Linked DNA regions of Homo sapiens: region 2 is linked to region 1. Evidence: chromatin contacts called from ENCODE Hi-C or POLR2A ChIA-PET data. All regions are on one chromosome and are shown on one strand. Each heading gives the region's core, a stretch centred on a gene start or an enhancer-like site at or near the end of the contact. The rest is flanking DNA. Distances are from core to core; before and after follow the strand shown. Region 1 holds the start of RPEL1 (ribulose-5-phosphate-3-epimerase like 1). Region 2 holds the start of TAF5 (TATA-box binding protein associated factor 5).

The links. A loop is a pair of places that touch in the nucleus more often than their neighbours do. ChIA-PET counts read pairs that join two places held with the same protein, here RNA polymerase II (POLR2A). Pooled maps may share reads with other maps.
Region 2: a loop to region 1 is called in a pooled map, with 2.4 times the contacts of the local background. The contact joins the promoter of TAF5 here to the promoter of RPEL1 in region 1. A Hi-C loop is called at or near these places in 2 of 50 pooled maps. POLR2A ChIA-PET finds 5 or more read pairs at or near these places in 6 of 52 experiments (AG04449, H1, OCI-LY7 and 3 more).

Annotation. Positions count from the first base shown.
Region 1 is chr10:103,242,975-103,248,167 of GRCh38, reverse strand. It overlaps RPEL1 (ribulose-5-phosphate-3-epimerase like 1), which reads right to left and starts at 2,281. Exons shown (of 1, transcript NM_001143909.1): 1 at 152-2,281. The coding sequence starts at 2,171. The coding sequence ends at 1,485. RefSeq lists an enhancer at 3,363-3,412.
Region 2 is chr10:103,365,925-103,371,117 of GRCh38, reverse strand. It overlaps TAF5 (TATA-box binding protein associated factor 5), which reads right to left and starts at 3,142. Exons shown (of 11, transcript NM_006951.5): 1 at 2,570-3,142. The coding sequence starts at 3,128. RefSeq lists enhancers at 1,840-1,909, 3,040-3,279, 3,032-3,326 and a silencer at 2,370-2,909.

The DNA.
Region 1 (5,193 bases), core at 1,032-3,531:
CCACTCACCATTCCTCACTCATGGCAGCCACAACTAATCAAACCTGGCACTTTACCCTCTTAATTCAATAATTAAGAATTCAAAACCTAGGAATTCTTTCTCAAGTCACTGTTTCAGGCAGGTGCTACCAATGGATAGGAGTTGGCATGGGAGACGTAATCAGGCAGGTGGGTTCGAACCTATACTGCACCCTTACTAGCTATATGACCTTGAGCAGGTCAGGCAACCTTCCTGAGACTCAGTTTTTGTCAACTGTAAATTAAGATAGTATCTCATTTGCAGTAGAATTGCCTTAGAATTATCCTGAGGATTTGTTGACAACATATATGTAAAAGTAGCCAGCACTGTACCTGGAAGAGACAAGGCCATGAAAAGTGTATAGCCTTTGAGGAGCCCGTCAATCCCTTCAGCTCGTGCTCTGGAAACTGTTAGGGAACACTTTTTTTTTTTTTTAAATGGGGACAAAAATATCTGCTTTATTATTACCACTTACTTATAGAGGTGATTTACAGATTTAATGAGAATATATCAAAGTACTTTATAACTCACAAAAATATAAACTTATATAATGCTATCTACTTTGTATTGAGCATATTCTAAATTCTGGGACTAGTACTAGAAACTTTACATATATAGTGTTACCTCTTAATTCTCAACACAACCCCACAGTTGTTATAATTACATTTAATGTATAAATGACTTCAGAGAAACACAAAAAAGACTGGGTGATTTGTTAAAGGTCCAGCTAGAAAAGGGCAGTCAGAATTCAACCCAATATTACTTCCATACAGAGGTTTTTACTTTTTCCTTTCTACTCAGAGCTAACACAACAGCATTATTTAACGTCCTTAAGAATGGTGGGGAGGAATCACTGAATAACCTGCTTTGACAAAAACACCCTGATAAAATCTATGCTTGTATTTTAGAACCCCTGGGTTTCACGCATTGTTTTTATAGTTTTTACACATTAAGTGTAAGGTGAAAAGTGATAGATTTTAAGAACCAAGAATATGGTATGCCATCCCACCCAAACTTATAAACAAATCACAAATAACATGAAATAGAAAAAAGCCATAAAGACTTCCTTTGCTTTTGGAAAACAGCTGAGAAACAACAAAATTCTTTTCAGAAGTACAGACAAAATTTGTTTTTGTAGTGTAGCTAATATGCCCTCCTTAGGCATTAAGACACTTTTCTGTTTGTAACCTTAATGCAGCCGTATTTTTACTCTTTATAAAAATCAAGTCTCTCAATAAAAACAGTATCTTACTCACTAATCATTAAATTGCATCACTAAAAATGTAGTTATACACACCAATTTCTGACCTCTTAGAATATTCTGCACAATCAGTTTTAATCACTGGAATGAATAACTGCTCAAAAAAGCAGTACAGCTTCAATTTCATGATGATTTGGTAGTCAATATTCCTGTTTTCCAGTAAAAGGGAGATTTCATGAACAGAAACATTGGGCTCCTTATGGTTTCATCGATCAAGAGAACGTTTCTGAGCAGCTTCTGAGCAAATATTTCTTAATAGGTTGATCACAGATCTGGGGTCTTCACTCCTCATAATAGCACTGCCAGATACAGTCATGTTAGCTCCTGCCTCTGCACACTTATGGACAGTGTCAGAACCTACTCCACCATCGCCCTCTATATCCAAAGATGGGAACTGGGTCCTCAACCAGTGAACCTTTGGCATCATATCTTCCATGAATTTCTGCTCTCCAAACCCCGGTTCCACTGTCATAACCAAGGCCATATCTATTTGATTAGCCCATGGTGCCAAATACTCAACTGAGGTTCCTGGTTTGATGGCAAGGCCAACCTTCATCCCATTCTCCCGAATGTCTTTAATCAAAGTCCCTGGGTTCTCAGTAGCCTCGAGATGAAAGGTGTACTGATTGGCTTCTGCTACAGCCATTGGCTTTACCCACTGTTCTGGCTTGGACACCATCATGTGCATGTCAAAGAAAGGGTCCTGGCCTAGCTGCTTTCGAAGGCTTTCTACCACAGGGTGACCAAAGGTGATGTTGGGAACAAAATGCCCATCCATTACATCCAGATGCAGATAATCGGCCCCAGAGTCTAGCATCTGGAGGCACTTGGCCCCTAAATTGGCCAGGTCGCTGTTGAGGATGGACGGGCCAATCTTGCAGCCCGACGCCATACCGCTGGCTCCCAAGAACAAGTTACCCCACGAGTCCCCGGCAAGACTAGAGCCCACTTTTTTTTTTTTTAAAACCAGGAAATTCTACCAAAGAACCACAGTTTGGCCAGGCACAGTGGCTCATGCCTGTAATCCCAGCACTTCAGGAAACCAATGCAGAAGGATCACTTGAGCCCAGGTGTTTGAGACCAGCCTAGGCAACATAATAGGAACCCGTTTTTACAAAGTAAAAAATTTGCCTGTGTGATGGCACATGCCTGTGGTCCCAGGTACTCGGGAGGCTGAGGCAGGAGAATTGCTTGAGCCGGGGAGGCTGAGACTTCAGTGAGCCATGATTGCGCCACTGCACTCCAGCCTGGGCGACAGAGTGAGGCCCTGTCTCAAACAAGAGACAGAAAACAAACAAAAAAGAAACCCCGAAACATAGTTTGGAGAGAACTATATAATAGCAGTCAAGTACAGGCTGTGAATTCTGTAGGTTTAAAAAAATGGTGAGGGATGGCCAGGTGTGGTGGCTCACGCCTGTAATCCCAGCACTTTGGGAGGCCAAGGCAGGTGGATCAGCTGAGGTCAGGAGTTCGAGATCAGCCTGGCCAACATGGTGAAACCCTGTCTCTACTAAGAATACAAAAATTAGCTGGGCGTGGTGGCACGTGCCTGTAACCTTTGCTACTCGGGAGGGTGAGACAAGAGAATCACTTGAAGCCGCGAGGTGGAGGCTGCAGTGAGCGGAGATAATGCCATTGCACTCAGCCTGGGTGACAGAGCAAGACTCCGTCTCAAACAAACAAACAAAAATGGTGCGGGATACCCTGGGAGGCATGGTTCAGGGATCCCTTCTGGAAGAGTTGGATATGAGAAGGTCTGAAGATTTAGGGTTTGGAAGAGGCACCAGTTGGAAGGTGGAACAGCATAAGCAAAAGCAGTAAGAGAAAGTTGAGAGCACAGAGAGGAGACTGACTCTTCCATCGTCAAGGGACTGGCCTGGGGAGTGTCTTCAGCGGGGAAGGAAAAATACCCTCCCTGGCCGGGTACTTTGGGTTTTCCTCACATTCTCGGCCAGCTCCTGATCTTACCCAACCAACCCCAGGAGCACCCCAAGCAGCAAAGACTCTGCACGTTTCATGACTACCACCAGGAGGCAGTATGGCCCAACAACTTGGAGCATCAGGGTTCATTCAGTTCCTAGTTTGTTCCAAGAGCTGATCTAGGAGCATGAAAGTGTCCACCAATCTAATATTTGTGGAGCACTTTGCATGGAGTTTTCAAAGTACTTTAACCCCGGTGATCTGATAGAATACTAACTACAACCCTGTGTGGTCTCTATGTGTTGGTATTATCTACCTAGAGGAACCGATGTTGAGGATTTAAGTGAATTATTCAAGTTCATTTAGACTGTGCGGGAATCTGAATTTGAACCAAGGGCCAAAATCTCTACCTCGTGCCCTCTACTACAACTTACTGCCTTTTGTTAAGGAGACAGGAGCATACAAATATTTAGCATAATAATAAAAGCTTATATTAATAACTATTAAGAACCAATGGCAGTTTCAGTTTGATAAGATGAAAAAATTCTGGAGATGGATGGTGGTGATGGTTGCACAACAATATGAATACATTTAATATCGCTGAACTGTATATTTAAAAGTGGTCAAAATGGCAATTTTTTTTTTTTGAGAGAAGTCTCACTCTTGTCCCCCAGTTTTGAGTGCAATGGCTTTATGTTGGTTTACTGCAACCTCTGCCTCCCGGATTCAAACGATTCTCCTGCCTCTGCCTCCCAAGTAGCTGGGATTAAGGCACCTGCCAGCATGCCTGGCTAAGTTTTGTATTTTTTAGTAGAGAGGGGGTTTCACCATGTTGGCCAGGCTGGTCTCCAACTTCTGAGCTCAGATGATCCACCCGCCTCGGCCTCCCAAAGTGCTGGGATTACAGGCGTGAGCCACTGCGCCCGGTCGGTTTTTAGGCAGGGTCTCACTCTGTCCCCCAGGCTGGAGTGCAGTGGTGGAATCTTGGCTTACTGCAGCCTCAAAATCCTGGGCTCAAGCGATCCTCCCACCTCAGCCCCCCAAAGTAGCTGGGATCACAGGCATGCCACCACACCCAGCTATTTTTCTGGAGAGATGGGATTTTGCTATGTTGCCCAGGCTGGTCTCAAACTCCTGAGCTCAAGCAATCTGCCTGCCTTAGCCTCCCAAAGTGCTGGGATTACAGGCATGAGCCACTGCACCCAGCCTAAGATGGCAATTTTTTTTTTTTTGGATACAGAGTTTCACTCTTATTGTCCGGGCTAGAGTGCAATGGCATGATCTCGGCTCACTGCAACCTCCACCTCCTGGGTTCAAGTAATTCTCCTGCCTCATCCTCCTGAGTAGCTGGGATTACAGGCATGCGCCACCATGCCTGGCTAATTTTGTATTTTTAGTAGAGACGGGATTTCTCCGTGTTGCTCAGGCTGGTCTCGAACTCCCAACCTCCGGTGATCTGCCTGCCTCATCCTCCCAAAGTGCTGGGATTACAGGCGAGAGCCACCGCGCCTGGCAAGATGGCAAATTTTATGTTATGTGTATGTTAACACAGTTTAAAAAATGACAACTACATAAATGGTTATATAGCATTTATTAATAACAATAGTTACTGTTATATATCACTAGCTGCCTTTAAAAGCACTTATGAACTTATTATTTCTTTAATTCTCACAATCATCAATTGAAGCAGTCACCATTATTATTCTCATTCAATAAATAATTTCAGGCCGGGCGTGGTGGCTCATGCCTGTAATCCTAGCACTTTGGGAGGTGGAGGCGGGTGGATCACGAGGTCAGGAGTTCAAGACCAGCCTGGCCAATATAGTGAAACCCCGTCTCTACTAAAAATACAAAAATTAGTTGGGTGTGGTGGCGTGTGCCTGTAGTCCCAGCTGCTTGGGAGGCTGAGGCAGGAGAATCACTTGAACCCGGGAGGTGGAGGTTGCAGTGAGCTGAGATCGTGCCACTGCACTCTACCCTGGGTGACAGAGCGA
Region 2 (5,193 bases), core at 1,893-4,392, 120 kb before region 1:
GCACATGCCACCACGCCCAGCTAATTTTTTTGTATTTTTAGTAGAGATGGGGTTTCACCATGTTGGCCAAGCTGGTCTTGATCTCCTGACCTCAAGTGACCCACCCGCCTTGGCCTCCCAAAGTGCTGGGACTACAGGCGTGAGCCACCGAGCCCGGCCTTCAATCACATCTGCACACATTTCTATTTACGGATTACAATGAGGTATGAATACAATGCTATGTATGAATACTTCATTTCTGGCAATGCTGCAAAAATTAGGCCTCATACAGACTAATTTGGCTAAAAGCTCTGCACTGGGTAATTCAATAAACATTTATTGTTAGCTCAGGATCACCTTTGATACCTTATACGGTATATGAGTTTTACTGCATGGATTTGTGACAACAGTTGCTGGGAGAAAGGAGGGGCTCAGGTTTCAGGTACATACACAGAGGCATAAACTTATCCATACCAAACATTTTACATATAGATATTATAAGTGCCTCAAGTGGCCGGGCACGGTGGCTCACGCCTGTAATCCCAGCACTTTGGGAGACCAAGGCGGGTGGATCACAAGGTCAGGAGATCGAGACCATCCTGGCTACCACGGTGAAACCCCGTCTCTAATAAAAATACAAAAAAAATTAGCCAGGCATGGTGGCACGTGCCTGTGGTCCCACCTACTCGGGAGGCTGAGGCAGGAGAATCGCTTGAACCTGGGAGGCGGAGGTTGCAGTGAGCCAAGATCACACCACTGCACTCCAGCCTGGCCGACAGAGCGAGACTCAGTCAAAAAAAAAAAAAAAAAAAAGCCTCATAACCACTCATTTAATAGAGAGAGAAAATTCAACATGAGAATGACCTGCCTCCTGACAATATTAATGTAAAAAAAAAATTTTTTTTTTGAGACAGAGTCTCGTTCTATCACCCAGGTTGGAGTGCAGTGGCGCAATCTTGGCTCACTGCAACCTCAGCCTCCCGGGGTCAAGTGATTCTCCTGCCTCAGCCCCCCAAGTAGCTGGGATTACAGGCATGCGCCACCACGCCCGGCTAATTTTTGTATTTCTAGTAGAAAGGGGGTTTCGCCATGTCGGCCAGCCTGGTCTCAAACTCCTGACCTCAGGTGATCCACCCGCCTCAGCCTCCCAAAGTGCTGAGATTCACAGGCATGAGCCACGACGCCCGGCCAATACGAAGGTAAAAAAAATTAAAAACTAAAAAAATAATGACAATCAGCATCACACAAGTAAATGCAGCAAAGACAAAAAGGTCTGTCCAATGCCCATGCCTAAACACATGGCTCTCAAGCTGCCATATGTCAATACTCCTTAGAAGCACTTATTCAAAAGTGAAGATTCCCAGATTCCACCTCTAGAGGACCTGATTCACTAAGTCTGAAGTGATGCCCAGGAACCTGCATCCTCCAAAGACTTAACACTGGTGGTACTCAGCCCATATATATTTTTAAAATTTCAGCCGGGTGCGGTGGCTCATGCCTGTAATCCCAGCACTTTGGGACGCAGAGGTGGGTGCATCACGAGGTCAGGAATTCAAGACCAGCCTGACCAATATGGCGAAACCCCATCTCTACTAAAAATATATTTTTAAAAATTAGCCGGGCGTGGTGGCGCGTGCCAGTAGTCCCACCTATTCGGGAGGCTGAGGCAGGAGAATCGCTTAAATCTGGGAGGCAGAGGTTGCAGTGAGCTAAGATCACGCCACTGTACTCCAGCCTGGGCGACAGAGCAAGACTCCGTCTCAAAAAAAGAAAAAAAGAAAAAGAAAAAAAATTCAACTTTTAGCTGAGATTCAGGGGGTACATGATGTGCAGGACTGTTACAAGGGTATATTGTATGGCGGCCGGGCGCGGTGTCTCACGCCTGTAATCCCAGCACTGTAGGAGGCCGAGGCAGGTGGATCATCTGAGGTCAGGATTTCGAGACCAGCCTGACCAACATGGTGAAAGCCCGCCTCTACTAAAAATACAAAAATTAGCCGGCCGTGGCAGTAGGAGCCTGTAGTCCCACCTACGCGGGAGGCTGAGGCAGGAGAATTGCTTGAACCCGGGAGGCGGAGGTTGCAGTGAGCCAAGATTGCGCCACTGCACTCCAACCTGGGCAACAGAGCAAGTTTCCGTCTCAAAAAAAAAAAAAATCTATAAAGTATTTATCAACACATCTTTTAAGAGGAACTAAAGAAATAAAGAGAAAATAAAGTACTTACAGTACTTAAAGTACGCTAGTACGAAACTGTACAAACACTGTTAGTGTCATGCGGACCTGCCCAAGGCTCAAAAGCCCAAATGAAAGGAAAGGGACCAAGAGCGTGAAGATCCCGCCTCTCCGCGCTCACCTTCCCCATACATCCCTCTGCTCAACAGCTCTCCTCAGCTTCTCACTGGAACTGACAGCTCGGAAGGGGGTTTGACTGCGCAGCCCGCGCACTAGAGAAAGGGGCGGGCATGTGGCCCTAGAGGCGGGCCCAGGAAATTCAAAACAAGCCCGCAGAGGTGCAGGCCTGCCAGCCCCTGCCTTACCGGCTTGCTCCCCTTCGCGGCGGCCGTACCTACCCGGGACCCCACGGCTCACCTTTACCCGGAGCCGCAGGACCTGAGGCTGAACCTGAGACGACCGTGGCCCCCGAAGCGCCAGTGCCCGGAGGGTCGGGGGCCGCAGGGCCAGGGGCCGAGGCGGTCACCCGGCTGAGAAGCGCGCTGGTCACCTCAGCGCCGGCGCTGTCCACCTCTCCCGGGGCTCCGGAGCCCGCCACTGCCTCCTCCAGCAGCCCGGCCTCACGGCGCAGCGCCTCTTCGGCCTCGCGGAGTTTGCTCTGCCGTAGGAACTGCAGCACGGCCAGTAGAGTCTGTCGGTCATGCGGAGCGCCGGCGTCCGGAGCAGCGGCGGGCACCGGGGCCGCCCCCGCCGGGGCAGCGGCGGAGACAGCCACCGTGGGCTTGGGGGTCCCGCCATCCCCGCCAGTGGACGACGACGCCGCAACGTTCCCGCCGCCGCCGTTGGGGCCGTTGTTGGTAGTGCCGCCGCTACCCTCGCCTGCGCCGTCCCCCGCCTGCGGAGGTAGCAGCGTTGGCGGTCCCTCAGGCTCTAGCTTGACCGCCACCTCCGTCTGCTCCTCCGCCAGCGCCGCCATCTTGCGGCTGAGCCACCTCGCGCCGTCAAGCGTGATTGCATTTTCGCCACATGGAGGGCGGGGAGGAGCATTTCACGACAACTCTAGTAGGCCATTTACGGCAGTAGGAGGAGCGAAAAGGAAGGAGAAACGGAATAGGAAAGAGAGCAACTTTCAAAACCGAGCGAAAGAAAGGCAGGAAGTGGGCATTGGTGACCACCTATTACATTTGCCTGAGAATAATTGCCATTTATTGCAGGCCAGCTATATTTAGGCATTATGATAGATGTTTTACATTATGTGATCTCCTTCAATTCAATAATCTTTTTCTTTTTTCTTTTTTTTTTTTTTGAGACGGAGTTTCGCTCTTGTCGCCCAGGCTGTTAAGCGATTCTCCTGCCTCAGCCTCCCCAGTAGCTAGGATTACAGGCATGCGCCACCACGCCCTGCTACAATTAAATAATCTTATGAGGTAATATTATCCCCACCTCGCAGATGGCTCAGTTGAAACCAAGAGAGGTTAAATAACTTACCAGAGGCAAGAAGAAAGTCCAAATGTCAACATTCGAATCCACGTATTTAACTCAAAAACATATACCATTTGCCAGAGGGAGGCTTCCGAGATACTGGTAGTTTTACATTTTGACCTGAATAGTGCTTACTTTTTTTTTTTTTTTGTCATTTTTACTTTTGTAAAAGTTAATCGAGCTGCATGCATTACATTACATTTATTTATTTATTTAACTTTTGAGACGGAGTGTCGCTCTGTCGCCCAGGCTGGAGTGCAGTGGCCCGATCTCAGCTCACTGCAATCTCTGCCTCCTGGGTTCAAGCGATTCTCCTGCCTGAGCCTCCCGAGTAGCTGGGATTACAGACGTGTGCCACCACGCCCGGCTAATTTTTGTATTTTCAGTAGAGACAGGGTTTCGCCATGTTGGCGAGGCTGGTCTCCAACTCCTGACCTCAGGTGATCCACCGGCCTCAGCCTCCCAAAGTGCTGGGATTACAGGCGTGAACCACTGCGCCTGGCCCGTATACATTACATTTCAATAAAAAGTTTTTAACGCCAGGTGCGGTGGCTCACGCCTGTAACCCCAGCACTTTGGGAGGCCGAGGCGGGCGGATCATGAGATCAGGAATTAGAGACCAGCCTGACCAACACGGCAAAACCCCGCCTCTACTAAAAATACAAAAAATTAGCCAGGCATGGTGGTGCGCCCCTGTAATCCCAGCTACTCGGGAGGCTGAGACAGAAGAAGAGCTTGAACCCGGGAGACGGAGGTTGCAGTGAGCCGAGATCCCGCCACTGCACTCCAGCCTGCGCGACAGTACGAGACTCCGTCTCAAAAAAAAAGTTTTTAAATACCAGAATGTTGTGGTTGTGAAATATGTACGTTATGTATTCATGCTATTATCCGTTATTACAAATAAACCATTTTAATTGTATATTTAAAAATCATGGCCACACGCAGTGGCACATACCTGTAGTCCCAGCACTTTGGGAGGCCGAGGCGGGTGGATCACCCGAGGTCAGGAGTTCGAGACCAGCCTAGCTAACATGATGAAACGCCATCTCTACTAAAAATATAAAAATTTAGCCAGGTGTGGTGGCGGGCACCTGTAATCCCAGCTACTCGGGAGGCTGAAACAGAGGAATCACCTGAACCCAGGAGGCGGAGGTTGCAGTGAGCCGAGATCGCACCATTGCACTTCAGCCTGGGCAGCAAGAACAAAACTCCGTCTCAGGAAAAAAAAAAAAAAAAAAAAAAATCATATATGCCATTTTGCAATGTGCTTCATAGGTTATAAAACCCTCCTGCATATTTTATCTCATTGGAAACTTGTAACTCTGTGGAATAGGTACAGACGAGAAAAGTGAGCCTGAGACATTGGGAAAATCTAGCACAGCCGTTCAAGTTATTGGTTTTGAGGTCTTACCAGCGTCCTTTGACCCTGCTTACTTTTAAAAAATATTTTATTTTATTAATTAGAGATCTGAAGCCTTACTATATTGCCTAGGCTGGCCTTGAACTCCTGGGCTCAAGCAGTCTCTCACCTCAGCCTCCCAAGTAGCTGAGACTACAGG